Linked DNA regions of Homo sapiens: all the other regions are linked to region 2. Evidence: chromatin loops called from intact Hi-C (ENCODE). Cell type or tissue: PC-9. All regions are shown on one strand. Links, peaks and the distances in the headings refer to the core of each region. The heading gives the core; the rest is flanking DNA.

Region 1 (8,316 bases), core at 121-8,120, 380 kb after region 2:
TAAATCAAAAGCTAGAAATGATTAAGCTTACCAAGGAAGGCTTGTTGAAAGCTGAGACAGGCCAAGAGGTAGGCCTCTTGCCAAACAGTTAAGCTGTGAATGCAATGGGAAAAGTTCATAAACTCATGAATGTTAAGAAAGAGAAATGACCTTATTACTCATATGGAGAAAGTTTTAGTTGTCTGGATAGATCAAACCAGCCACAATGTTCCTTCAAGTCAAAGTCTAATCCAGAGTAAGATCCTGTTTTTTTCAATTCTATGAAGGCTGAGAGAGGTGAGGAAGCTGCAGAAGAACATTTGAAAGATAGCAGAGGTTGTATTAATGAGGTTTAAGGAGAGAAGCCATAACATAAAAGTGTATGGCAAGCTGCAGCAAGTTACCTCTATCTAGCAAAGATAGTTGATATAGGTGGGTACATGAAGTGACAAATTTTCAATGTAGATTAAACAGCCTTCTGTTGGAAGAAGATGCTATCTAGGACTTTTCATAGCTGGAGAGAAGTCAATGCCTGGCTTTGATGCTTCTCAGGACAGGCTCACTCTCCTAAGGGGATAATGGCAACTGGTGTCTTTAAGTTGAAGCCAGTGCTCATTTACCATTATGAAAATCCCAAGGCCCTTAGGAATTATACTAAAGCTACTCTGCCTGTTCTTTATAGACAGAACAACAAAGCCTGGGTGACAGCACATGTGTTTATAGCATGGTTTACTGAATATTTTAAAATGTGTGGGTCTCCCATGTATGTCTAGAGGATCTCTGCCATCATAAGAGAATTCTTCAAAGATCTTTCCTGGATAATCTCATCTCTGTTTCTAGCTTCTGCTGAAAAGGTTGATTTGGACCCATTAGTCACATACCTAATCTCTTCAGAAAAGGTTTTTCAGCCACATCCTTGGCCCTTCTCCAGAGCATGTTTTAGCATCTTTTACAATTTAGATAGGTTAAGAAATCTCCAAATCATAGGTTTTTCTTTGCTTAACAATTTCTTCCTCAATTTATCTCTTCTCTCACATTTTACTGTAAGCAGCCCGGAGAAAACAGTCTACGCCTTTAACACTTTGCTTGGAAATCTCCTCAGCTACATATTCAAGTTAATTGCTTACCAAGTTCTACGTTTTGCCACATAGTAGAACCCATTTCAGCCAAGTTTTCTGCCACTTTACAACAAGGACTGCTATTTCTTTACTTTCCAATACCATGTTCTTCATTTCCTTCTTGAGAGTTCATCAGAAACCTTTTTAATGTTCCTATTTCTGTCAACATTCTGTTCATGATAATGTATGTATTCTTTAAGGTGATAGCTTTCTTTACCTCTTCTCTTCCTTCTGAGCCATTAGCAGAGTTCTCTTAAGATTTCTTTTTCTACCAAAAATTTCTTCAAGGCAACCTAGGCTTTTTCTGTTTTTCTATTTTTAGGTATCACAGCAACACTCCAGTTTTTGGTATGAAAATCTATGTTAGTTCTCTAAAATTACCATAACAAATGAACAAAAACTTGGTGACTTAACACACAGAGATCAATTTTCTAACAATTTTGGAGGTCAAAAATACGAAGTCAAGTTGTCAGCTATGTTTATTATGAAAACTCTAGGGGGGCATCCTTCTTTGCTTCTGCAGCTTATGGTGTCATGTTATTCCTTGCCCTGAGACAGTGTAACTCCAGGCTGACTTCATTTTCACATTGTTCTTTTCTCTGTGTCTTCCTGTGTCCTTTTCTGTCTCTAATGAGGACGTTCCCGTTGGATTTAGGACCCTTTGTAATCTACTATGATCTCACATTGGTCCTTACCTTAATTACATCTGCAAAGACCCTTTTTCCAAATAAGGTCATGTTCTGAGGTTCCAGATGAACATGAATTTGGGTAGGGGAGGCAGGAAGGGGGACCATTTCTCAACTCACTATAGTCTCTTTTTAGGTAATTATATTATAAATGGTGTTGTATAATCTATATACAAATTTTAAAAAATTTCAAGGCTTGTGAATAATTATTATGACATTATGTTACAACGTACTAATACCTTTAATGTTTATATTAGAGAGTGCTGAACAGGAAAATCACTTTTCTTCTCAGACTTTATAATATATATAGAAGTAGGGGGTTATTTAATGAACTGCTTTTTTTTTTTTTTTAGATGGAGTCTCGCTTTGTCACCAGGCTGGAGTGCAATGATGCTATCTCAGCTCACTGCAACCTCTGCCTCCTGGGTTCAAGTGATTCTCCTACCTCAGCTTCTCGAGTAGCTGGGATTACAGGCGCGCGCCACGATGCCCGGCTAATTTTTGTATTCTTAGCAGAGGCGCGTTTTCACCATGTTGGCCGGGATGGTCTCGATCTCTTGACCTCGTGATCCACCCACCTTGGCCTCCCAAAGTGCTGGGATTACAGGCATGAACCTTTGCTTTTTAATGTGGATAGTGCACATTACATACACACACATATGTGAATAAATAGCGCTAAAGTTCTGTTGATTTAGAGAAGTTGGTTACTCAATATTTACTCACATCAATGTAGTAAGATCCTAAATTACCTCTTTATTAGAATAGTGGTTGTCTCTAGTTTTTTGGAATGATTAGAGATTAGATGTGAGATTAGATTTCCTCGAAATTTTTGCGTGTTTCAAGATCGAATTTAAAAACATTTAGCAAGTTCTTAAATAACTCAGGAGAATTTTTTATGAATAACAAATACAATTTAAGTATATTTAGATGTGTCTTCCAATTATGTGAGATTGTTAAGATTTTTGAGATCAAACATGGTGCTTGTAAGTGGATGAAACGATATATTTAAACAGACTATTGTTACAGGAGAAAACTCATTTTTAAAGGTACCAGGTTAAAAGAAAAAAAAAGTGGTAGTGTCATAAAGAGAGAAGATTGAATTAAAAATTTGAATTGATACAGAAATGCATTACAAAAGAGGAGGAAGAGAGATTGGCAGAAATGAAGAATTATCAGAAAAGTGAAATGTGTAAAAGCAAAGGCAAGAGATAAGATAAGAAGACTAAGGAGAGCAAAAGATGATAAGTAATGCAACTAATGGTTTACTGCTAAAGGGTAGAAGATTAATATATCAGAGTTTCTCTCAGCTTCAGTCAAATTGATGGTAATTATTAGAGTGAAACCGTATTCTTTATATCATTCGCCAAAGTTAAACTGCTTGTGTCATTTTGTCAGAAAATAGGAATCATTTTACGTATTAAATTTCAAGTAAATGTTATGTATTAATAACATTGATATGTGATATTGTATATTATATAGATATATGCAATTATGCATATTTAAAAGTGAATATGCATATATTGTTTTAAAGGCAAAAGTTTGTTTTTTGTGGCAGACACTGAAAAGTCACACGCAAACTCACACAAAGCAAACTTTAACATTTCAAATAAAAATAAAACTTTTTGGCCGGGTGCGGTGACTCATGCCTGTAATCCCAGCACTTTGGGAGGCTGAGGCAGGCGGATCACAAGGTCAGGAAATCAAGAGCATCCTGGCTAACACGGTGAAACCCCGTCTCTACTAAAAATACAAAAAAATTAGCTGGGCATGGTGGCGGGTACCTGTAGTCCCAGCTACTCGGGAGGCTGAGGCGGGAGAATGGCGTGAACCCGGGAGGTGGAGCTTGCAGTGAGCCGAGATTGCACCACTGCACTCCAGCCTGGGCAACAGAGCGAGACTCCGCCTCAAAAATTAATAAATAAATAAATATATATAAAAAATAAAAAATAAAACTTATTTTCTTAATCATAAGAACTGAGATAGAATTATTATAATTGACTATGAGGCAGGTTTTGACATTCAAGTCAGTGTCAAACGTATTGCTTTGCCTTTGTCATATTATAACTGGTCACAAGGTTTTTTTTACAGTATCACACACATTCCTTATATTCAGTACATATCTAATTTAGTCTTATATCACTAGTATTGTATTCTGCTTTTCTACCGCTTTTTTATTCTTAAAATTAACCTCAGGTATTCATGCTGACCTGCAGAAGTTAATGTTTGTATCCTTTCTATGTCTCAGTCTAGAACAGTTTAATGAACTGTTGATGGTTGCCCTGTCAACTCATTTAACTCTTGGAACATAGTTCTTTCTAGGTTGATCTCATATAATCTATTAGCTATTACTTTCTTCTCTGACCTGAATTCTCTGATGGATAAAGGACTTTAATATTGTCTGTTTTTTTAAGTCATTTTTTCCAAAGCGTCATAAAATTCCTGAATTCAAGATCTCATGGACCCATTAAGAGGAAGACGCACCGTTACAACTGTCATTCAGTCATAGTATAGACTACTAATTCAACTCAATATGGTTGAAAATAGCCTTCAACTAATGTAATTTTGATTTCCTGCTTTAGGATTCCTGAAATTGTGGATCACCCACCTATGCTTTAAGACATGCTTTATTTTTTTTTTTTCTGGAAGCCCTGCAACTTCCCTAAAAATTGAATGAATTGTAGAACAGACCTATGGTAAGTGGGCTTTTTCCTCCTTTTTCTTCTGTCGGTTTCATGTTCAACTTAACTCTTATGACTGTTGTAATGCTGCTCCCTGCTGGACACAATGTAATTTTGTAAAGTTGGCACTTAATAGATGGGCAAATAACTGGTTAGTTGGACCCACTAAGGAGGGGAATCTTTGGCTACATTCACAAAAACCAATAGTATGCAACAAAAGCAACTATTATAAAGGTGCTATATCATTGCCATCATGTTGGTACCTGGAGCCTGATGAAAGTACTGATAGTCTTGTTTCAAAATTTCATTGTCTGCTTCCTGTTGAGCAGCATCTAAAAGTTGGAATAACTGTACACACTGAAGGATGCTTCTAGGTGGTGAACCTTTGAGGATTTTGTAAATTGTGTAGGGTTTTTTTGTAATGTAAGTTAGTTTACTGTTAAATGTTCTGTAATAATTTCCATTCCCTGTACTTTTGTTTTTCCAAAGAAAATATCTAAAACTGCCCCAGTATAATTTACATTAGACATTGTATAACTATGCTATAATCCAGCTATCATGTTTTCTAGTACTCACAGTGTGGATTTCATCTGTAGTGTCTGTGACTTGCCTATCATGGACCTTCATGTTGTATGCATAGACAAGTGCTCCCAAAATTATTTTAAAATGTGTGAAAGTCAGAAGTGTGTTTCTTCCTACCTTAGGGCTAAGCTATTGTATTTTTTGAAATGCAGCATGCCTCAAATTATTACCTGAATATCATTTGGAATTAATGAGCATGCATTTTCTTGAAAAGAAGACTGACAGACAGAAACAACATGGAGCTGCTAAGCCAAGATCTAGCAGGATAACTGATCTTATATTATTTAAAGGCTGAAATCTACTTTTAATTAGGATTGTGGAGAATTAGGCATAGTAACTTATTTCTTCCTTATTAAAATATTGCATTAAAAATTAGAAATGTAGATCAAGGAAATTGTTGATAGCAGAAAGGAATCCTTCCTTTTTATAAAAATATATTAGTATTATTTTAGAAAGTATATAATTATAACTTTTTGTTGTAAAATATAGTGATACAGGAACATAAATATATAATACAATGAATAATTATAAATTAAATATTTAGCATACATCTTTGTAACCTTAGAGTATTACTGGCATCCCAGAAACTCTTGATATGCTTTCTTTTCTTTAGAGGTAACCAGTATCATGACTTTAATGGTAATTATTTATACAATTTTTAATATAACTTTGTCACTTTACGTGTATTCCTAAGCAGTATGTTTACTTTTTTCGCCTCATTTTAATCTTTATGAATCGTGTATTCTTTCTTCCTTTGCTCAGCATTATGTTTTGAAGAGTTATCCATGTAGTTATGTGTAGTTTTATTTCATTCATTTTTGTTATTATGTATTATCCCTTTGAATTAAATGTGCCAGAATTTATTCATCCATTCTGCTGTTGGTAGATCATTGAGTTGTTTCTAGTATTTGATGACATTGCTGAGAATGTGTTTTAAAAAATATCCTGGTTACATATCATGTGTACATTTGTTTATATCCTGACAGTAACAATATTAAATGTTGGGGAACATTCTAAAATGATTATCATTTCTTTTATTGTAGGCCTTACATATATAGTAAAGTGACATATAGTTTGAGATAGTTTAAATATAGAGTACATATAAATAGATCTAGTTATAGTATTGATGTAGATACAGGACCTAATGCAGTAACTCTGTTTCACTTTGTTAGCACACTTATTCTATTTAGTAACATATCATGCCTTCTATAACTCCTTCACTTTACTGATGAAGAAACTAAGGACTAGAGAGATTGAGTCACTTGAACAAGGCCATTTAGCAAATTGGAGCTAGAAGCCAGACTAACCTATCTACTTTGGCAGTTACAACTTAAAGTAAAATGAAATCAGGACATTTTCTTGAGTGTTCCAGTCATTTAAGTGAAAATATGCCTAAATAGCTTGCAGAAAAAATCAGATATTCCTTCGGCTATTAACTAACAACTGGCTTAGCATAGAAAGTTGCATGTCTATCGTAAGGAGAGGTCATTACAAAAAAAAAAAGGGAAAAAAAAGTTTCACATCTAAAGCCCCCATAGTTATTGCACTTTATCACAGTTCATCTTCTAAAGGGCAACCACTGTATATTCTGATTTTAACCGAGAAGTTTTACTTTGAGTACTTCATCAGAAAAACGTGTGTCTTTGTTCTCTTAAACAGAATACATTTTAAGTTTTTTTATAATGGCTCTGAGTTGTTACTGTGAACATCAGTCATTTTACAGAATTAAAGTGATTTCCTCGGAATTCTATGCTGTGTTGGACTGTTTTCTTCTAAATTATCCTAGCCTGATAAGCTTTTTTGTCCTCAGAGCTACTGTGATGTGTTTTCTCATTTGTTTTGTTTTCTTTTACATTTGTTAGGTAATTCTTGCTTTTTGTTGTCAGTGCCTTCCGTTTGACTCATATTTAAAATCAACGCATTTGCCTAACATTATGTATTACTTAGGTGAGAGCTTAAGTATGGTTCTGTCACATCTGCTGACTATAAGAGTAGAGAATGTGTGCTAGCATTTTAAAATTCATTTTGGTATCAGCAACTAGTCTAGCCACTTTGTTTTTACAGGATATTGAGATAACCTCAGACCGATTTCTGTCTGACCGACTGATTTCTGTCTAATATATATGCAACATAGGTTGCGTATCCTTATTTGGGGAATAAATATGATCATTTACATGTTTTCCAGCTAAACAGTTGTAGGATTATTGAAAGTGATTTACTTAAGTATGACTTCAAATAGGAAGTCCAGTGGACTTGGTGTTTGTTTTCTAATTATTAAATATTTGATAGGATAGACATTGAAATAAAAATAATACATTAGATGATACTACCTGTTAAAAATGGCAGTTACAAAGGTTAAATCACCTTTGAAATTACGGCTTTAAAAAATATAGAAGTAACACAGATTTGACTTCATGAAAACATTTAAGTGGTTTAGGAAAACATTCATTTAGAAGTGAAATGCATTTGACTTCGTATCCATTTATAAACTATTGAATGTGAATTTTTTAAAAAACTGGAATAGGGAGTATATTTGTTTTTGGAGCACAGGAGATATTAGAAAGACAAACAGTTGCTATCCCAGCACATTTAGGCATTAATATGCTGATTTACTGAGTTTATATGAGGTTTGTTTTTTAATTTGAAAATTTATTTGCTTTTAACCTTTCTAAGTCAACAAATTTTACATTTGCATCTGGGAAAAAAATAAGCCAAGAGCTTTATGTAGTTTATTGCAGTGAGCACATCGTTGGAAATTGCCTTATAAACAAAGTATTTTAGAGGCCCGGAGAGAGGAATAGCTTTTTTTCAGGATAAATCAGAGATGCATAGGTTGTGGAAGTGCAAAATGATGCAACTCCTGTGGAATGCAAATTGGCAATTTCTAGAAAAAGACCAATGCATTTACCTCATCTCAGTACCAATTTTGGGAATTTATTACAGAAATTCTTGTGTGTACTTACAAAATAACATATGTATAGGAGTTTTCATTGTAGCTTTGTGTGTGGTAGCAAAAGATTGGAAATTCCTTAGTGTCTATAGGCAACGTGTTCGTTAAATGAACTATGACAACTACACAATGAAATACTCTACAGCTGTTAAAAAAAGTGGATTTTTTTTTCTATATGAACATTTGGAAAGTTTTTCACATACCATTGTTATTTGGAAAAAGCAGAATTCAAAACAATGTACAGTAAGGTACTTTTTGTGTAAATTGGGAGGGGAATAAAACCATATATTCATATTTGCTTATATTTACATAACAAAATCTGG
Region 2 (8,316 bases), core at 177-8,176:
CATCTTGTCAAAATTGCACCAACATTCTGCACCCAGGCTTGCGCTGGGTCTTGGGAGCTAAATGAGGGATTCCATGGAGAATTCACAGATGTCCCCTCAGGAGGGGCCCCTAAGGTGACAGGGGAAGCAGGCAGAAGGCAGAGGAAAGGATTAGCTCAGCCACTTGGATTGGCCCCTCCGGCTGTTCCAGCTGCAAACCTCCACATGCACACAAGGTTCTCATGTGCACATGTGTCATGTCCTCAGCTGCCCCTTTGCACTGAGAAACCATCTCAGGGCTGATCTTCATTTCATGTATAGTTTTTCAGCTGGGTCCTCTTGTTGGTACTTTGGATGTATTTAATTCTGAAATTCTCAAATCACTCAAAATGAACCTCTGTGTGACTCAGTTTTCCTACTGAAAAAAATGGAAATTATGATACTTGACCAATTGCTACTCAATATCATGGTAAGAATCAAATGAGCCTAGGTACATGAAAGCATTTTGCAGAGATAAAAGCGTGATTCCACTTTCAGTTGTTCTGTCTGGCCCAGTACAAAGAGTGCCGCTTTTGGAATCGGATGCACTTCAATCCAAACCTTTTTTCTGCCACTTACTGACTGTGTGAGTAAGTCACTTCACCATTCTGAGCTTCAGTTTCCTCACCTGGAAAATGGGGCTGGTGAATTGTGCCAAAGTAAGGATTAAAGGGCTTGGTATGTATAGGTGCTTAAAGATGTAGTTTCCTATACATGCTACAGGGCTTGGCATGTATAGATGCTTAAAGATGTAGTTTCCTACCCTTTCACTCCTTTCCAAAAGAGTAGGGGGAGGGCTTATTAAACAGAAGAGAAGGAGGAAAAGGAGGAGGCTTCCTTATCCCCTAGGCTCCATCTGCACATATACCCCTTACTCTCTGCTTTGGTTCTCTGTCCTTATAACTTACCTACATTTAAGTCCTAGCTCCTGGGACTTAATTATTGACAGTTCTTCAAATGCACCAGTCAGCCTTATACCACTGTGATTTTTCCTATGCTATTCCCTTTCCCTGGAAGTACCTTCCCCACTGGGTGAAAACTTTCTCTGTTCTTTTTTTTTTTTTTTTTTAGAGAGAGTCTCACTCTGTTGGCTGGAGTGCAGTGGCATGATCTCGGCTTACTGCAAACTCCACCTCCCAGGTTCAAGCGATTCTCCTGCCTCAGCCTCCCGAGTACCTGGGATTACAGGCTCCCACCATCATGTCTGGCTAATTTTTGTATTTTTAGTAGAGATAGGGTTTCACCATGTTGGCCAGGTTGGTCTCGACCTCCTGACCTCAGGTGATCTGCCTGCCTCAGCCTCCCAAAGTGCTGGGATTACAGGCATGAGCCACTGCACCTGGCAAACTTTCTCAGTTCTTAAGCCTCTGCTCAAATCTCTATGGAGATTTTTCCAACCACCCTCTTCTCTCCCTCCTTCAACCTGGAGAAACAATCACGTGGGCTGTTCCTTCACTGTACACCCTATGTATGTTCAATCACCAAGTGGTAATGTAAAAGTGCATGAATACATGCATGGAATGCATCAATGGTTGAAATATGTGGCTATACCAGTATTGTACCAGTCCCTGCCCTCAAGGATTCAAAACCTTGTGGAAGAATCAGACTTGCAAATTACTTTATGTCTTAACAAGTTACTAGGTGCTTAGTTGAAAGTAGCTTCCCCTCACCTCCGCCTCCAGACTATGAACCCCTAGAAGGTAGGGATCTTGTCTTACACATAATTATCCCCAGCACCCACTACAATGCTTAAACAGAGTAGGCTCTCCATGCTTTTTTGAAGCAATGAGTGAATAATTGAATCAATACGTGAATGAGTTAATAAGCAAACCCTTCATTTTGTATCAGTGATTTTGTCTGCCTTCTGTCCACCTGTGTCATAGTGTCTTTCCAAACTGGCTTTCTGTGGACACCCCCAGGAGGGAGCCCAGTACATTGTCCCATGCAACTCACACCCACTAACGACCTGTCCTTTTGTCTAGTGTAAATCTTAACGTTTTGCTCCCCTCAAAACTTGTCAAAAATAAGGGAAGACAAATAAATAGAAAAGAAAAGAAATCACCTGTAGACAGCCAGCATGCAGCCTTTGGTCTATGTCCCTCCAGACCTCTGCCTATGCTATTTATCTGCACACAGAGTAATGATTATATGCCCGGACTCTGGAACCACACTGCCTGGGTTCAACTCCCTCTTCTGCAACTTAAGGGTTGTGTGAACTTAACTGCATCTGCCATTTTCTCAAGTTCCTTCAGCTTGAAACATTCAATATATCAAGGTGCCATATTTGGGGGCAGCAATGTCCTGAAGCCCATCACAAGGTTCTTAAGCTCTCTGTACCTCAGTTTCTTCACCTAAAAAATAGAGATAATAATGACACCTACTTTGCTGTTGTTAAAAGGATCAATTAAGTTCATACACATTAAGTGTTTGGTGGATAGTAATAACTCAACACCTGTTTACTGTTCTTATTTGTCCTCGTTAGTGGAAACTGCCAGTGCCCAGCCAGCGCCCTGAAGCCACTCATGATAACCAAAAAGCATGCGATCTTGTTGGTGACTCTGAGATGAATCACCCCAGGTTGCAGCTCTGAATGTTATGATTATTTCCACCCAAAGCTGGTCTCTGTGTCAGTCCTGAGAGCAGACCTGAAGATGAAATGCAGTTGTAGCTTAAGACAGTACTAGTTTCACTGAACCATCTCAATGTAAACAAAAGGATTAAAGCTGTTCCATGGCCCAGTTAACACCTCAGCTAGGCCAAGTTTGCCTGGATAAATAGAGATGCAGTTCATTATCAGCCTTCTTTAAGCTGTGTCACCTGAATCAGGAAATACCCCATCCCTGACAGGATGTGGGCCCTTACCATGGCACACCTGCCTGCTCAGCAAAAAGCCCCCTTTGGGTGCCTTAGAAAGGGGCTTTATCACCAGCCTGGTCTTCCGGAGGCGGGACCCACACACTGCCTAGCCCAGAAAGGTGTGGGGCCCTCCTGGCACCAGGAACTTGAGGCTGGTTTTGGCAAGGGCCCTGTTTCCAAAACAATCATGACGGTATTTGGTATACTGGAAGGACTGGGGACTTTGGAGCCTGCCAGGCCAAAGTTTGAGGCCATGCTCTGCCGTTTACCAGCTAAGTAGCTCAGAGCCCCCATTTCCTTATCACATAAAGTGATCCATGTACCTATAGCTGCCAGGCACACAGAAGGTGTTCCTATGTGAAAGCTGTCATTAGAAGCCACCTAGGAGATAGCGGTGGTGATGGCACAGGGATCACAGGGAGCAAGCTTTAGTTCTGGCTGCCTTCTTCCCACTTGGCAGTGGACAGCGCTCCTGGATGAAGAAGCCAGAAGACCCCAGGCTGTGCAGATGGGGCCCTGGCTGAAACGCAATCCCCTTCCTGTCCCCAGGAGCAGGGGTAGCCCCAGCAAGTGGAGAAATAAGACTTCTGAGAAAGTGGAGAAGAGAACTGCCTTCACGGAGGCGCAGAAGGGGCTGCAAGAATGCGCTCTACCCCAAATCTCTCCCACTCCCACCACGAGCCTCATTGTTTGACTTCGGGCTTGGGTCTCTATTCAAATGCAAACACCAGGAGGCGCCTTTGCATTGTGGCCAAACGCACAGGGATAGGATTGACAGCAGCAGCTTCCTTGAGACCGAGAGTTGACAGGGAAGGGAGTGGGAGAAAGGGGCGTGGCGGGCCCTTGCCCAGGCAGCGAGGAGGTAATTCAGAGCCCGGCCCGGTGGGCAGAAAGTGCTCAGTTTTAGCCAGAGTTAGCTCTGCCCACAGGCAAGGCTGTCCCTGCTGCAGGACCTCCTCTCTCCTCCTGGCCACACAGGGAGGACAGGCTCTGGGGAGAGGGCCAGGGGGGATCCTCCTCTGGGAAAGGCAACTAAGCAGGAACCAGGCTGCCTCATCGGTGTCTGCTCTGCCTCTGAGTGACCTTGATCAAGCCTCCTACTTCTCTGAGTCTCTGTTTCCCCATCTGTAAAATGAGGGCAGGAATGGAATACATAGGGTTATGAGAAGGGCTAATCATTAAGCACCCAATCAATGTTAGCTCTGGCTAATTTTCCAGCAGAAGTGTGCAACTCAGCCCTCCAAGGAAAGGGCTGTAAGTCCGTTAAAAACCAGCTGGCCCGAAGGCGACATGGTATCCTGGATTGTGTCCTAGGATAGAAAAGGGACATTAGTGTAAAAGCTGGTTAAATGCAAATAAAGTTTGTAGTTTAGTTAATAATATTACCAATGTTAACGTGTTAGTTTTGATAAATGTACCAAAGATGATGTCAACATTAGGGAAAGCTGAGTAAAAGTTATATAGGAACTTTTTTTTTTTTTTTTTTTTTTGAAACAGGATCTCACTCTGTCACCCAGGCTAGAGTGCAGTGGTGAAATCTTGGCTCACTGCAACCTCTACCTCCTGGGTTCATGTGATCCTCCCACCTCAGCCTCCCCAGTAGCTGGGACTACAGGCACGCGCCACCACATCCAGCTGATTTTGTGTTTTAGTAGAGACAGGGGTCTCACCATGTTGGTCATGCTGGTCTCTAACTCCTGACCTCAAGTGATCCGCCTGCCTTGGCCTCCCAAAGTGCTGGGATTACAAGTGTGAGTCACCTCGCCCAGCCTCTCTGTGCTATCTTTACATCTCTTCTATAAATCTAAAGTAATTTCAAAATAAAAAGTTAAAAAAATAGCAAGAAGTCTTGCCACTCTGGAAAGAAAGCAAACAGCATTCCACAGACACTTCTTAAGGGTAATAGCTCCTATTCGTGTTATTCCACACACATATTCTTCCAAATGATAAATAATAAAATATAAAATAATGACCATTTCAGCACTTACTGTGTATCAGGCATCAGACTGGATGCTTATTATACATCATCTCATTTAGTCCTGACAACAAAGGTAGGTATTTCTGTTCTCATTTTATAGAGCAGGGAAATGGAAACTGATGACACTGTGCAGCTAGGAAGTGACAGAGGATTTCTAACCATTTCTGTCTGCTTCTAAAGCCCATGCTCTTTATACTGGAGGAAGGGGGAAAAATGGAGATAATTGGAGGCTGCAAGCTTTCATCTCAGACCCAACAGTCAGATTTAAGAAGCTGTGCCTCAGTGGGACCAATCTTATGGCTTAGAAACTAATTATTGTCAGAGGGTGGAGGTTATATAGACACACCAAGTACTGCCTGAAAATTGAATTAGTCAAAGTACATCACTGTTGTTTATTATAGCAAAAAATAAAAAGAAAGAAATAGCCTAAATGTCAAGCAACTGGGAATTTTACAGAGTTAGTGATGGCATATCCATACAATAAAATAGGGAACTGTTCAAAGTAATTTTGTATAATTTTATGTGTGACATTCATCAGTTAGAATACTTTGGGCTATAAGCAACAGAAAAATGCAGCTCAATCAATTCAAATTAAACAATAAGTCATTTCTTATCTTTAAAAAAAAAACAACAATATCTGAAACTGCTGTAGTTCCAACCATTATGTGCAGGAATGACAATATGTGGTATTTGATAGGTGCAAAAGTAATTGTGGTTTTTAATGGCAAAACTGCAATTACTTCTGCACCAACCGAATAGAAGTGAGGCTGTTCCTAATTATTCCTTTGTATCACCAAGGATCCCATTTTCCCAAACCTGCCATCAGTCTTGCCATCGCTTTAGCCAGAATTATGTCACATTCTGTCATTACCTCAGTCACTGGCCAGGGGAACGGACTGCTATTTTAGCTAAGCCCAATTGTCTTTTACACTAGAAATTAGAAATAGTGTCTGCTTTCCTGGAAACATGTTGCCTCTCAAAGGAGAATGGATGCCTGAATTAAAACAGGGTTTTTGTTAGGAAGGTAGAAAGGGACAGGCTGGTGCAGTGGCTCACTCCTGTAATCCCAGCATGTACGGAGGCCAAGACAGAAGGATCGCTTGAGCCAAGGAATTTGAGACCAGCCTGGGCAGCACAATCAAACCCCGTCTCTACAAAAAAAAAAAAAAAGTAAAAATTAGCTGGGCATGGTGGAACAGGCTTGTGGTCCCAGATATTTGGGAGGCTGAAGTGGGAGGATATTTGGCCTGGGCAATAGAACAAGACCCTGCCTCAAAAAAAAAGAAAGAAAGAAAGAAAGAAAAAGAAAAAGAAGGGACAATATCTGCTGTGTGAGAAACCAATAGTCTTCTGCTGTGACTATTGAAATGAAAAAATGGGCTAGGTGTGGTGGATCATGCCTGTAATCTCAGCACTTTGGGAGGCTGAGGCCGGTGAATCATGAGGTCAGGAATTTGAGACCAGCCTGGACAACATCGTGAAACCCCATCTCTACTAAAAATACAAAAATTAGCTGGGCGCAGTGGCGGGTGCATGTAAATCCCAGCTGCTCGGGAGGCTGAGGCAGGTGAATCACTTGAGGAGGCAGAGTTCGCAGTGAGCCGAAATTGCGCCACTACACTCTAGCCTGGGTGACAGGGTGAGACTCCGTCTCAAAAAAAAAAAAAAAAAAAAAGAGAAAGAAAAAGAAAAGAAAAAAAAGAAATGGAAAAATGGCTGTAGCGTGTTATTGAGTGTAAAAAGGAGAACGTATTTCAGAAAAACTCAATATGATGATCCTATTTATGTAAAACGATTCATACATTTATGTGTGTAAATGCATACAGAAATATCTTAAAGGATATTCTTCAAAAATTAACAATCAGTTATCTCTAGACTATGAGGTTTTAGGAATATTTTACATTATTTGGACTAGGCTTAATTCTTTGTGTTTAGCTGTATTGAATTATTTGTCATGAGTGTGTGTTTTTCTAAAAAAAAACAATAACTATTTCTTTGGGAGATTTTTGTTGTGTTTTAAATTGGAAAGAACTTTGTGTGGAAAAGGTTAGGAACTGCTGTTTTAGACTTTGGAGACTTTTCTGATGAGTTAAAAATTATAACAGGGGGCTTGTTCGGTTTTGCCTTACAAAATGTTTATTTATTTGCATGCCAGTTTCAAAACAGCCACAAATTCTTTGACATTCCTTCTATTGAAATGTGGAGTCTATGTCACTTCTACCTAAACCTGAATGACTGTCTTGAACAATAGAGTATGTCAGAAATGACAGTGTGTCTAAGTCACAAAAGATCATGCAGTTCCCATCTTGCTCTCTGGAACATGGACACATGGACTTTTTTTTTAGTCGGAATCTTGCTCTGCCACCCGGGGCTGAACTGCAGTGGTGTGATCTTGGCTTACTGCAGCCTCCGCCTACGTGGTTCAAGTGATTCTCCTGCCCCAGCCTCCTGAGTAGCTGGGACTACAGGCACGCACCCCCATACCTGGCTAATTTTTGTATTTTTAGTAGAGATGGGGTTTCACCATGTTGGCCAGGCGGTCTCTAACTCCTGACCTAAGGTGATCTGCCCACTTCGGCCTCCCAAAGTACTGGGATTACAGGTGTGAGTCACTGCGCCTGGCTGAACATGGACTTTTGAAACCTCAAGTCTGCAGTAAGAAGTCTGACTAGCTGCGACCATGTTGTGAGGAAGCCCAAGCCACGTGGAGTGGCCACACGTAAGCCACTCTGGTCAACAGTCCCAGCTAGGCCCAGTCAGGTGCCAGACATGTGAATGAAGAATGATTTTAGTCCCCAACCACTTGAGTTACCTGCAGCCATTCAAGTCTTCCCTGCTGAGGCCCCAGATAATCATGAAGCAGAGGTGAGTCCTCCTCACTGTACTCTGTCCAGACTCTTGCCCCAGAGAAACTATGAGCCTAAAAACATGGCTATTATTTCACACAACTCAGGGGCCATTTGTAACACAGCAGCATACAATGGAACAGTTTGTTTGTCCACGTGTTTATTTTTAATGCTATAGATCTGTTCTCCAAGGCACAGGTATGGAGGCCAAAGGTTTGTTCTTGAACATGTCAGAGAAGCTGAGGGCAAGAAGATGCAGGGGGTAGAAAGGCATTGGGAGTCACAAAAATTTTCCACACTCAGGCTGGAGGGACAGGAAGGATAGAGGCACACATCACTGAGACACTACTCAGATGGGAGTAAGGCAAGAAGGGTGAGGTTTATGTCACCAGTGTTACAGGCAACACGAGGGAAAAGGAGACATCTTGAGAAATGGCTCAGAGCAGCATGGGCTGCTGGGAAAATCCAAAAAGCACAAGAGTTGTCGAGACTGAGAATAATTTCCACCCATCAGCTGGGTGACTTTGGGCAAATTCCTCAACCTCCTTCCAAAATAGAGAGCCCTGACAGTCTAGGGAACGTTCATGAGCTCAGCTCACGTGTGTGAAGTCCAGTGGA
Region 3 (8,316 bases), core at 121-8,120, 630 kb after region 2:
TTTATTAAGCCATTATATATAGAAACTAGTATAAAATATTTTATTGCATTTAGATTAAATTATTGTAGTTGAAATATTATTTAAGTTTTAAGATATCATGATATTATAAAATGGATCATGATTAATTGCATTACAATAATTTTTTGGAATTAATGTGGTTTGATTCCACTTATTGAAATTTAAAATTATTTAATGTTAGAAGAAATAATGAGACAATTCTCCAATTCAGGAAAAGCACTGTTTAAATAAAATCTAAAGACAAGCTTAAACATTTTCTAAGTTTTATTTCAAGTAAGGATGTTAGAAATAAGAAACATCCCAGAAATAATGGCATGTTTTTCTTCCACTGTCTTAAACATGTAAAATTTAAAGAAGTATAAATTGCTATACTAGATTTAAAAGAGCTCTGTGCATTGTAAGAAAAAAATACTTTCAGAATTACTTACTGCTTTCATTAAAAAATTCTTTATGACTCAAAATTGATGAAAAATATATTTTATTAAATATTAAATTATGAACAAAATTTAACATTTTAGTGTCTCTGTGATTGTCTGTTTGGGCAGTCTGTAAAGATTTCAACATTATATGAAATTTAAGAATATTTTGAAACCTATGCTCTTTGCCATTTCTCCTAAAGCTTTTTTCTTCCACTAAGTTGTAATAATTCATAGCTTTACATTCAGCAGTTTTAATATGATACTTAAGTTTTATTTGGAAATATAAAAATGAAGAAAAATAAGCAGAAGTTTGCTCATTATGTATTTTTATGTAAATTTCTGTTGCTTTAGATGTGCTCTATTTTATGTATGCTTGAGGTTTTCTTCTTTTGTAGTGTTATATTAAGACTTAATTTAAAATTATTTGAATGTTTAGAGAAGTCCCTGTAGTCATACCCTTAACAGACCATCAGTGCTTAGGTGTTAAGCCTGACAATATCTTTATTTGTGAGTGGGATTTCCTAGCAAATATCCTTCTTAAGAATTAATGAACTTTGTTTCAACTACACTTACTTCATTTGACCTTTGGTATAGCCTTTTCTATTTAGTTTTATATAAGATTGTTTTAAAGAATCTTTAGATAGGTGAAATGGAGGTAGATGATGATTCCTATTTCCTTAACAAATTAAAGTTTATAAATCGTATGATTAGATTATTCTTGATATTATTTCAATTTATTTCACTTTTGAGACCACATATAAAAACAACAATATTATCTTGATGTCTGTCGAAATATAAGCTTTAAATTTTGTCATTCCCAAAGGAAATTTATTTTAAATAAATTGCGATAATATAGCTTTAAAAGAAAAGTCAGGGCTACTGGTTTTATGTTTACAAACTTACTCATTTTTCAATTTTTAACTTTAGCTTGGCTGTTATAGCATGCAACTGATTTAAGCACACTACATTAGGGTGGTCTTAAATATATACTGATTCGTGTGTATTAAAATGAGATATTTTATTTAGAACAGCACAAAGTCACTTAGACATACATTTATCACATTTATTTCCTTAAAAGTGGAAGCATCTTGGAAATTGCTTGGAGCTAAGCAGAATCTATTTAATTGGTAATCTTTGCAATTGCATAAACGCATTCCTATGAAATGTAGTTAACACTTTCAGCGACAGGGCCGTTCCATCTCATTAGCATTCTTGTTATGTAGTGGTGCTGTTGGTGGGGGTGTTGAAGTAGGAATGCCATTGTGTCGAGTTCTAGTGTTTGGGGACAAACACTGCTGTGGAAGGAACGTGTGAAAAGGCCACAGTCCTGTCAGTGAATGAGGAAGGCTGTGCTTTCTGTGTGCTTCAAGCAGGGAAGCTGTCATTCATAGGCCTAACACAGCTAAGGAGAGGCCAAAACACAAGGCTGCACTACCTTTTAAAATGATATTAGTGATTTTTAAACATGATGTTCTTTATTTATCATCCCACATAGAGCTTTTAGTTGCTGTCAGTAAACAAAATATGGCAGTCTGTTGAGAAACACTGTAAAGATGCATAAACGTGCATGGAGCTGTGCCAGGCAGCTATACAAGTAATGACTCAGAATGGCTGATGGGCAGTGTTAAGTACAAATGTGATTTTTGAGAAACACTCATTTCTGAAAATGTCTTCCCAAGTTTGAATTTCCCCGCCAACCAACAAAATTCCTGGAGACTTTTACATAAGAATGCATAGTACTTTTTTTTTTTTAAATACAATTTTTGAAAGCACTCATAAACTTTCAGTTTTAATCATTTAAAGCTGTTCACAGTATGGCCTAACAGTTCTTATAGATTGCATAGTTATTTTTGAAATTCAGAGAGAAAAAAGGGAAATGAGTATCTATTATATCATGGTAAGCACCATCTTAATTAGGAAGAGTCATAGCCCCTGAATTCATTAAGCCATGAAAAAATGTGAATCTGTGAATTTAAGAAATCTTAAGGAATTTTTAATTCTACTCCTAGTTTTTAGCACTTCGGAATAAAATGATTGTTTGATATTAAATTTTAGCTGATTTGATTACTTAAAGCAAAATAAATAAACCAAAGTATTCTCCAATATTTCTTAAATTCTTGGGGTATTTTCTAAACTTTGGTAGTGTATTGAAAAACACTGCAATTTCTATTTATGTCTGAAGTTGTGGGAAAATGTTTTATTTCTGTAATTTTAATTTTGAAATGTGTATTTGAGCTATTTGTAGTAAATCATTACTTAATAAAGTTTGTTGAGGTTTATATAATTTTTGGCCCGAGTGATTTAAATTTAAATTTTTTTGCATGTATGTAGTCTCTTTTGTTTATTAATTTAAGCAAGTTAACTTTTTTGGATGCTGTTATATATGTTATATGTAAAAGTTCTATATTTGGCATATTGTGTTTAGCAATCTCAGGTACTGAATTTCTATTTCAAAAATTAGGTTTTACTTTTTAAATTGTAACAATATTGCAGATTTATTTTGTGGGCATATTATTTGATGAGGAAATAACCATCTAGCTTGAGTATATATTGTTTTTGCAGTTTAAAATTGAAATGTATTTTGTTAACATACTAAAACTAAGCTCTACCAAAGCACTTAGATTTTGTTTAAAAAATTGTGTAAGTTAATGTTGGCTCACTTTATCCACACTTTCAATAAGTTTGGTAATTAGGTATCAAACAATAGTATAATATAATTCTATCCAGAATTGATTCATCTCAAAATATGCTTGAATTACATTTATTATTGACAAAATTTGTTTATTGCATAAAGTATTTTAAAAGGAATCTTAGTATTTTAATTTTTCAAAAAAGAAGTGCTTGAAGTTTGTCTTTTCAGATCCTGTGTCAATTAAAATAATTTATTGGTTCTACATCATTGAATGAATAACTATCTCTATTTCATTTTCTGTATATACTTTAAAAATTGAGCTGTTTCTTTGACTTAGCCTTTCTGTGACAACACTTAAAATATTTCAGTTTTTAACAAACTTCCTAATTATCCTTTGAAACCTTGGAACAAAATCTATAATATATAAACATAATATACTATTAAAAACATGAAAATAGTGTGATAGTCATTTCGAGATGAAAACTACTTCTGAAGGTTCTGGTAAGTAATTTTTTTTAGAATATTAGGTTGTTTGTAGATTTGAGTGATTGTTGATTTTTTTTTTCCTGAAACCAAGCTGCATTCTAGTTACTTGAAGTATTTTAAGAACCTTAAACTTGTGTCTCTTTCTAAGTGTCATGCTTTGAGCAGGCCTAACATCAGTTAAATGAAGTGAAAATTGCATTCTTGTCTTGATAGAGATGAAAATGGATTTCTGGTCATGAAATAGATGTAGTTGTCACTTTTTAAAAAAGGTGTCAGCAGTTTGCTTCAGTGAGTAAGGTGCCAATTCAGTATGGCAGTAAACTTGTGATCTGAGCAATCAATAAAATGCTTCAATAACTTCTGCTTCATTACACTTATAATAAGAGGCTATAGATCCATGGCACATAAAATGTTGATAAAGAGGATATGTGGAGATCGACTGTGACAATTTTCTCAAAAGTACAGTAAGTGCAATATTGCCATCTAGAGTTTGTGCATAGGTAATTATTACAGAGAGGGGGGAAGTGACAGTGGAATAAAATAAGAAGTGATATTGAAATAGTGTTTATTTTCCATCATTTATCCATGACATATTTATCTTCATGGAACATTTCATTTGACTTGTCATAAAGCTGTTTAGGTCAGGAGAAAATTTTCAAATCTGTGTTTTTCTCTAATTCTCTTAGAATTATACTACCAAGTGTCAAATATGTATCTCTAGCTCAAAATTGAACTTTTTATCATGAAAACTATTTATTAAATAATTCACTTTGGAAAAAAATAGAGGTTTTTCTTTTTTACATGGTAATTCAGTTCTGTAAAACCAGAGAGCTTTATTGACATCTCAGCTGGGTGTCTTTCAATTAGAAAAATTATCTGTATTAATGTTAAACCTTCTCCAAAGAATAAGGGCCAACTTACGTTTCAAATGGTATTTTAAAATAAATATTTTTAACTTAAAAACTGCATCTCATAAAGGAAAGATAGACTTTTCTGCTTATGCAATTCTGAACATTTTGATGAAAAGTGAATTCCATTTGGGGATCATCTAGGAATATGTCTCCATCTTTATCAACATATTAAAAATATTAGTTATCACCTTACTTTTCTTGATTAATTAAAAATTATTTAAATTGTTTCATTTTATAATACTTTTTGAATGAACTAATATGGAAATATTTAAAAATCATTTATCCTCTGTACTTGTGACTGAATAGAAAATTTTATAAAAATCCCAATTTAAGTGTTTTAATTATAATACAGATAAAGTAAACTTAATATGGATACAGATTGACTTAACAAGGAAAGTTGTGTTTTTTTTTTCTACTCAACTCTCCCTTTACAGAATATGGACCATTTTTCTAAGTTTATAGAGGTAGGCACTTTAAGTTTCCCTGAGATGAATAATTTGGCATTAATATATTATTAATGCATTTTTTCTAATACACTGTTGATGTATTTGCTTTTTATGTCTGTGTGTGAATGACTTCCATAATTGTAAAAAATGGAAATGATTATAACCTAAATTTATTTTTATTTTCTGACCAAAAATTTATTCTCAGACATCCTAATGTTATATCCCCACTTATATTTAAGATCATTCTTTAGTTAGATGAAGATATCCTTCTTTAGTTAGATGAAGATATCTTATGTGGAAATTTCTAATCATATTGGGTAGAAATATTGCATTTTAAAAACTCCAAATAAAGATAGAATTGTCCAGGCAAAGTACTTGAAAGTAGACCTGACAAATGTTCTTTAAATTACTCAACCACCTACAGGTATTATTGCCTATGACTCTTTTGAAATGAGAATAAATTTTATAGAGTTACAGCAGCAAAGTGAAAGAGTGTGTTTGATAGATTCCCTGAACAGTTTCAACACCCACAGGTATTATTTGTAAGAAAACAATCATGCTGAGTCTTCAGCTGGTTAGAGAGGGCATAGCATTCTATCTTCACCTGACATCCTATCTGTTCTGTCAACATCCTGGGCCCCCTGCCTCCTGCCCCCTCCTCCGAAAACAATAATGCTCACTGAGAGGTTCGTGTGAACGGACAAGAATATGAATTTTTTTTCCTTGAAGAACTAAAACAGTATTGAATACACATTCTTAGTAGGAGGAAAACCAACTCTCTTAAGGATTGACTAGTATTTTCTATTTACTATTCAAATGGATCAGTGTTGTCAATGATTGCTAGTTAAGATCTTTGGTTCTTGAGAAGTCTGACTAATGATTGATAAAGCAATTGTAAACATCTTGGGTATCATTGCTTTGCTTTATTTTATTCAGAGACATATATAGTGGCTTCCTCACTTCTTGTTAGTAGCGTTAGTTCGAGTAAACATCAATCTTACAACAAACTTCTGATTTTCAAATAATAAAATTCATTCTTTGCTCTTATTTTATATATGTTGCAAAAGGTGGGAATTAATGTAACATTAATTTATTGCTCTCTTTCATAAAACTTTCTCAATTATGTTAGAAAATCAATTTTACATAACCTCCCTAAAATAATCAGTATCCTGTTACATTTCTAAAATATTTGAAGTTTCTGAACATAGCCAGTCATGCATGGAAAAAGGATATGGCAAGAGTTCATTTATCAACACTTAATATGTGTGACTGGGAAGTAAATGTTGAAAGCTTTAGAGAAAAGAATTACAGCATAAATAAAAGGTGCTGGAAAGGGCTTCAGCCTTGGCAAACCACAGGTGAGTTACATCTTTTAGAACTGTACAGCACAATACACTATCCCTTGTGTTTTTAAATTAAAATTAAATAAAATTGAAAATTGGGTTCCTCAGTCTCACTAGCCACATTTTGATTACTCAATAGCTACATCATCACTGAAAATTCCACTGGACAATTCTTTTTTAGAAGGCAAAAATTCGGTCAGATACTCCATTTATACTTCTGGCATTGGATTCCTCATTCTGTGATTAACAAGGTGACAAATCTTTTAACATGATCAGGATCTAATTTGGTGTTGGGTAGATAAGGTGCTCCAGTCCTCATAAAGCAAAACAAAGCAAATATTTTGAAAACAAAACAAAACACATATAGTTCACAATCTGTTTGCCTTCCAACCACCAGGTGGACACCTTTAGGCCCTTCAGTGTCTCTTAAGATCCTTATAAGTGAACTATATAGTGTGGCATCTTTGGGGACTACAATTCTACCAGTCACTGATTTAACCTTATCTTTTGGGTACCTCCCCACCCCCAAAAAGTAATTAGAGAACCAAAGAAGACAAACTCAAATGATGAAGTGTTGAGTACCACATATGTGCTCTGTCTGTGTGTTAACCAGTGTTGAAAATACAGGAGAATTCTCTAAGGCCTAACCCTCAGGAAGCTAACTTTCTTGTTTTGGAGACAAAGCATACCCATGTGAAGCTATTAGGAAATATGCTTATCAGTATAAAAATAAGTGCTAAAATATGTGATACAGATTCTATGTATTATGGGAACTTAAAAGAAAGACTAGCATGAATAGAATGAAAGTGAGGTTGAAATGAATTTTAAAGGCTGCATAATCCAGTCCTCTCATTTTATAGATAATAAGACAATAATACTTACCTCATTGAGCTGTTGTGAAGATTAAATAAGGTATATAAGACTCTTTTTTTTTTTTTTGAGATGAAGTCTCACTGTATCACCCAGGCTGGAGTGCAGTGGCACGAACTTGGCTCACTGCAACCTCCACCTCCCAGATTCAAGCCATTCTCCTGCTTCAGCCTCCCGAGTAGCTGGCGTTACAGGCACATGCCACCATGCCCGGCTAATTTTTGTATTTTAGTAGAGATGGGTTTTCACCATATTGGCCAGGCTGGTCTCGAACTCCTTACCTCAGATGATCTGCCCACCTCAGCTTCTCAAAGTGCTGGGATTACAGGCATGAGCCACCAAAGATTCTTAAAACAGTACCTGGAACCTAGTAAGTGCTCACTGGGGATTAGCTATCATCACCAGCATCTTTATTATTAATATTATAAAGTAATTAACACCAATGGCAGTAAGGTCCTTGTCTAAGGTGAGACAGCAAGATAGAGTTGTAATGGCACTAAAGCCTATCTTCATTAGCAAATGTAAGGCATGTTTTATTAACTGAAGTATGGGCAGAGTTTGAAAAGGAGATTGAGATAGGCAGTGGCATGAAGTCAGGAGTGAACAAGATTTCAAGCAGGTTATATGTGATTTTTAAAAAAGGATATCAGCGGCCTTTGGAAGATAATGAAAACTTAGAGTGAATAGGATTAAAGAAAAAATTGGCGTTAAAGAATTAAGGGCAGTGGGTATAGATAGGACCTCTCAGAGGCTGAGAGTGGTTATATTTTTTTAAAGTTCACAGCATATTAAATAATGAAGAAATGCCAAAACAGGATTTTAAAACTGTTAAGTATATTTTAGATGATTAACCTTAAAATTAACTCTATTAACAAAAAGCACAGTATGATATAATTGTTCTATTTACATGATAATTAAAAGATTTCTAAAAAATATTAATTCATAACCCATGTTGGGGGCATGATCTGGTGATGGGACAGATATTTCAAAATGACTGTCTTCTCCAGAGTATCCTGTCACTGTATGTGTAACTTCTTGATTGTATGTGTAACTTTATTTGCAGATAATGAAAAAGGCTAAATTTGTGGCCTATTTTGAATGTAAGACTAAGGTCAGAAGACCTTCCTCAGTCTCAGGATCTGAGATCCTAACGTGGTTGGATAGTGTGGATGGGGAAAGCAAGTCATTGAG

Evidence for each region. Peaks named below come from ENCODE experiments on the same cell type or tissue, not always from the same donor. Only the 100,000 strongest peaks of a DNase experiment are listed, where the experiment ranks them.
Region 1: it touches region 2 in a loop (7-fold over the local background); 35 of 110 quality-filtered maps call a loop at or near these places.
Region 3: it touches region 2 in a loop (22-fold over the local background); 37 of 110 quality-filtered maps call a loop at or near these places.

Annotation. Positions count from the first base shown.
Region 1 is chr11:31,484,288-31,492,603 of GRCh38, reverse strand. The region is part of intron 1 of IMMP1L (inner mitochondrial membrane peptidase subunit 1); the gene reads left to right. Among named protein-coding and RNA genes, the nearest start is that of IMMP1L, 21 kb to the left of the region's middle. RefSeq lists a silencer at 7,035-7,235. In PC-9, for the core only: CTCF peaks have their summits at 4,360 and 4,560 (motif pointing left); a DNase peak (open chromatin) is centred at 4,553.
Region 2 is chr11:31,866,546-31,874,861 of GRCh38, reverse strand. All of the region lies in intron 1 of PAX6-AS1 (PAX6 antisense RNA 1), which reads right to left. Among named protein-coding and RNA genes, the nearest start is that of PAUPAR, 44 kb to the right of the region's middle. RefSeq lists an enhancer at 1-814 and a silencer at 3,750-3,879. In PC-9, for the core only: CTCF peaks have their summits at 3,383 and 3,584 (motif pointing right); DNase peaks (open chromatin) are centred at 1,561, 2,641, 4,691, 6,361 and 1 weaker place; H3K27ac peaks cover 2,674 bases.
Region 3 is chr11:31,231,966-31,240,281 of GRCh38, reverse strand. All of the region lies in intron 9 of DCDC1 (doublecortin domain containing 1), which reads left to right. Among named protein-coding and RNA genes, the nearest start is that of DCDC1, 130 kb to the left of the region's middle. In PC-9, for the core only: CTCF peaks have their summits at 4,025 (motif pointing left) and 6,654 (motif pointing right); no DNase peak of the experiment used is centred there.